Linked DNA regions of Mus musculus: region 2 is linked to region 1. A link is a loop called in an ENCODE intact Hi-C map of the cell type or tissue named here. Cell type or tissue: gastrocnemius. All regions are shown on one strand.

Region 1 (2,500 bases):
AGCCAAGTCAAGCCAGCCACAAAGGGGCTGTAGATAGCATCTCTTTGGTTACTCCTTTTTCCTCCACAAATGAGGCACTACTAAGATTTATCACTGTGAGATTGAGACAAGAGTTATAGGTGTCTGGCCTCCTGTCTCTGCACCACCGTATATTTCTTTAATGAAGTGTGAGACCAGAGCTCCATAAATTCCCATAGTAGCAGAAGCAGGCAGGAGCTCGTCAGCGGAGCTATTCAGGGAGCCCAGCATCACTCTTTGCGTATTAGAGAAGTTCACAGCTGGCTAAAAATAGGCTTGGAGAGAAGAAGTCGCTTTTAGACCGCAGCTCATTTTGGATTTCTCTGGAGCCCCATTCTGGGCCACCGTGTATTTCCTTTTTCCTTTCGTTCTAGTAAGAGCACCCAGGCGGGTCAGAGACAATAGCTGCATGGTTATCTTTAGTTCCACTGTGCACTGAAAGCAGAACTCCGAAGAAATAACAGTAAGCCCCGGGGTACATGGACTGTTACTGCTTTTTAATAAGCGCTAACGCGAATCGAGTCTTTCCTGTGTCCTGGTCTCAGTGCTTGCTTTAAATTCTCAAAACAACCCCAGGAAAGAAAAAAAAAAGCTATTAATAGCCTCCTCCCATCTTTAATGAGGAACCAAAGATTCAGAGCAGACAAGCAACCTGTTTCCAGCCATAGAGCCCTGGGGTGTGAACCAGCGTCTGATTCTTTTCAGAGCCTGCACCCTCAGTGCCACCCCTGTAAGGATACACGCGCCTTTCTGCATCCCATTAGTATGACTCTTGTTGTAGGCCAATGAAGCAAGCAGAGGGGGACACTCCAGGGCCTCCTCGGGGAACGGACTACACACATGAAACCGGGACTTGAACTGTCAGTTTTGGAATCTTTCAAGACACAGGCAGCTCAGTCATGGAGTACACGTGGAATCCTCTCACGAGACTGCGTTCTAAGATTCAGCAATGGGTCCTCTGTCAAGGAACCAGCTGGCCCTGGGCTGCCCTGATTTATTTAGGGTCTTTGAAAGACATGTTCCTCCCTTATACCTGTAGTGAGCGATGTTTGGTACTTGTATGTACGACCTCAAATGTAATACTGTTTTCACGGTTGATCAAGCAGTCCTTCCTTCATATTGCAGGATCGAAGTGTGAGTTGGAGAGGGTAAATGTCTCCCGTGGAATGCGGCCAAGTTAGCTGATAAAGCTAATACCAGATCTCTTTGAACGTTTAAATTATCGAGTGACAAGAGAGCTGAGCCTTAGTTTATAGGGCTGAGGGTAGGTATTGTGCACGTGGATTTTTTTTTTTTTTGAAATACCTGAGTTTTGAAAAATAACGGTGTTCTGCCCACATTTTCAAGCACAGTGGTAGTCAAAAGAAAAACTCTATGGAGGTAATAATACCTTGTATTTTAAATACTACTTGTCTCTGAAAAGCTCAAAGCACTCTATAATCATTTCCTTATTATCACTCTCAAAACTTCCTGGGTCAAAAAGTTACAAAGTTTGTATCTTAACAAACGGGCCTCAGTTTCCTCTTTGGACATAAGTGGTTAGATGGTGAAGTTATCCTCTTAGAACTGTCAGTCCCAACAGTTTTCCTGCTCTCCCCTTCCCCAGCCTCAGAAGCACCCTCCCAACCCCCAACCCCTGCCAGCCAGGAACCCTGCTTAACTCTTTGTAAACCTAACAGGGGAGTCTCATGGTATAGAACCGTGAACTATTTCAAGTTACAAAGGTTCATGCAGGTAAGGCTAAAGGTGGAGATGCTTCCAGGTGGGCAGGGGCGAAAGGCCAGAGAGGTACGGTGGCTCCCAGTCTGTCAATTTGGATGCTTGGAATTGGTGTTTGTCTTAGGGTTTTACTGCTGTGAGCAGACACCATGGCCATGGCAACTCTTATAAAGAACAACATTTAACTGGGACTGGCTTACAGGTTCAGAAGTTCAGTCCATTATCATCAAGGCAGGAGCATGGCAGCACCCAGGCAGGCATGGTGCAGGAGAAGCTGAGCGTTCTACATCTTCATCTGGAGGTCAGTAGGAGACTCTTTTCCAGGCGGCTAGGACTAGGGTATTAAAGCCCATGCCCACAGTGACACACCTACTCCAACAAGGCCCCACCTTCTGATAGTGCCACTCCCCGGGCCAAGCATACATAAACCATCACAGTGTTAGGTAGTACTTTTATGAAAATATTTTGTTGTAGTTTTAAATAAAATAAAAGTGGTCAGTGAGACCCATCTTTTTTATTTTATTGAAGCTCTGCCTCACTACAGGTTGTACGTACTCCCCGACTCTTAGTGCAGACCCACAGCACAGGGCTGAGACCCTGGGTTCTGGAATATGCGTGACTGAGCAGACTTCTTCTTAGAGAGTGAAAGGGATTTATTCTCCCCGAGCACCTTGATTAGAAGACTCAGGAAGAGGCAGGCGTAGCAGTTAGCACATGCTGTTTCTAACTAGTCCCCAAATGGTTCTCCACCTCGACTAGGTCA
Region 2 (2,500 bases), 100 kb after region 1:
TATATTCATGCATTAGTGCTTCTTTCAGCCCTCATCTGAGAGGCTTCTTGGAACAGGTGCTGATTAACACAGAGATTCACAACTGGTTAATGTGCAGAGAATAGGAGACTGTCTTGAACGAGACATCTATATTATATCCCCTTCCCTTAAGTCTCAGGGAATATTGTGAAAGGAGGGCAGAGATATTGGAAAAGCCAAAGGAGGTATATGCCTACAAGGATACAATGCCTTCTGGATGTATCAGGACCCTTGTACAGCAGTTGTGACAGCATGCATAAGACCTTGCAAGAATAAGCCATGGAGATTAGAGGTGGGCATGAAATCCCAGTCCTAAATAAGGACCTGTCAGGAGGTGATAGTTGCAAGGAGCGAGGGAATCATTCGGTCCTTAAGAGCATGGCCCCTGGTGGGCTGACCATGCTCCAGTGAGAGGCCACATATTCAAGAGTAAACGTGCAGCATCAATCGGTATTGAATTTATTTTACAAAATGATACAGTTAGGTGGGCAGGGTAGGGAGGGGGGATCTGGGAGGAGACTAGGGGGAGGGGCTGCATATGATCAAAATAAACAATATAAAATTCTCAGAAAAACTAATAAAACTGAAGGAAAAACTCCCAAACAATACAATCTGAAATAAAAGAAATCTATAAAGAGATACTCCACCAAAGATTACAAACAGGTGGTAAATAAACGCATGGAAAGACTTCCAATGTTATCTGTAATTGGGGAATTCAAGTGCAAAATGGGAAGTGTCACAAACACCCACCCACCAAAACACCCACTAAAGAACATTGACAGCACCATGTCCTGGCAAAGAGAAATGAGCTCCCTAACACCTTAGCCTGTGAGAATGTAAAACAGCACAGTTCCTTTGAAAGAAAGGTTGATGGTGTCTTTAGAAGCAGAGGAAACAGGGATGACTAAAGAGGTAAAGATCTCAGTGTTTAAGATTATGGGCTGCTCTCCCAGAGGGCGTGCTTGGTTCTCAGCACCCATGTCAGGTGGTTTGCAACATCTTCAGGGATGCTGTGCCTCTGGTTCCTGGCTGTACCTCCACCCATATTCATATGTTCACACGGAAGCAGATACACGTGCAAAATTCATAGTAAAATAAATCTTAAAGTGAAACCAAAGAAAACATCCAATTTTCATACGTAATCAAAGCAAGTATGCTTCAAGTATTTATCCTTGGGAAGTGGGCTCTGTGCTCAAATGAGATCTTAAGATGAAAGCTTATAGCAGCTTCAGGAAACATCATTAAATTCATAATAGCCCAAAGCTGGAAAGAACTGAAGTGTCTTTCAGTGGATAAATAAACTGAGGTGCATTTGTGCACGTTATTTTAGTCAGCGATAAATTGCAACGAACTACTGATTAGTGTTCTGGATGCATCTGTTACAATTGTCCATTTACTTTTAGGAAATTTTATTTATGTGCTTGGGTATACAGTGTGTGTGTTTGTGTGGGTGTGTCTGGGTGTGTTGGAGTGTGTCTGTGTATCTGTGTGAGTGCATGCCATGTGTGTTTGGTGCCACCCAAGAAGACCAGATGAGGTTGTGGGATCAACTGGAATTTGAGTTACCGGTGGTTTGTAGTCAACCAGTGTGGGTGCTGGGAACTAAACTCAGGTCTTTGAGGAAAGCAGGAGGTGCTCTTAATTGCTAAGCTATCTCCAGTTCTTTTTTTAAAATTATTAGATATTTACTTTATTTACATTTCAAATGTTGTCCTCTTTCCTGGTTTCCCCTCTGAAAACCCCCCTCCCCTACCCCTCCCCTTGCTCACCAAGCCACTGACACCCACTTCCTCATCTACACTGGGGCATAGAGCCTTCACAGGTCCAAGGACCTCTTTTCCCATTGATGACTGACTAGGCAATCCTCTGCCACATATGCAAATGGAGCCATGAGTCCCACCATGTGTACTCTTTTTTTTTTTTTTTTTGGCGATTTAGTCTCTGGGAGCTCTGGAGATACTTGTTAGTTCATATTGTTATTCCTCCTATGGGTTGCTAATCCCTTTAGCTCCTTGGATCCTTTCTCTAGCTCCTTCTTTGGGGACCCTGTGCTCAGTCCAATGGTAGGCTGCAAGGATCCACCTCTGTATTTGTCAGGCACTGGTAGAGCCTTTCTGAAGACAGCTATAACAGGCTTCTGTAAGTAAGCACTTACTGGCAATCACAAAAGTGTCTGGGTTTGGTGATTGTATATGGGATGGATCCCCAGGTGGGGTAGTCTCTGGATGGCCTTTCCTTAAGTCTTTGCTCCACACTTTGTCTCTGTAACTCCTTCCACGGGTATTTTGCTCCCCCTTCTAAGAAGGATTGAAGTATCCACACTTTGGTCTTCCTTCTTCTTGAGTTTGATGTGTTTTGTGAATTATATCTTGGGTATTCTGAGCTTCTGGGCTAATATACACTTATAAGTGAGTGCATATCATGTGTGTTCTTTTGTGATTGGGTAACCTCACTCAGGATGATATTTTCTAGTCCCATCCAT

The links. Peaks named below come from ENCODE experiments on the same cell type or tissue, not always from the same donor. Only the 100,000 strongest peaks of a DNase experiment are listed, where the experiment ranks them.
Region 2: a loop joins it to region 1, with 5 times the contacts of the local background. A loop is called at or near these places in 2 of 42 quality-filtered maps.

What each region holds. Positions count from the first base shown.
Region 1 is chr16:24,345,996-24,348,495 of GRCm38, reverse strand. No RefSeq gene overlaps it. Among named protein-coding and RNA genes, the nearest start is that of Lpp, 46 kb to the left of the region's middle. In gastrocnemius, no CTCF peak of the experiment used is centred here; no DNase peak of the experiment used is centred here; H3K4me3 peaks cover 897 bases; H3K27ac peaks cover 1,602 bases.
Region 2 is chr16:24,241,976-24,244,475 of GRCm38, reverse strand. The region is part of intron 1 of Gm31814 (a long non-coding RNA gene); the gene reads left to right. Among named protein-coding and RNA genes, the nearest start is that of Gm31814, 20 kb to the left of the region's middle. In gastrocnemius, no CTCF peak of the experiment used is centred here; no DNase peak of the experiment used is centred here.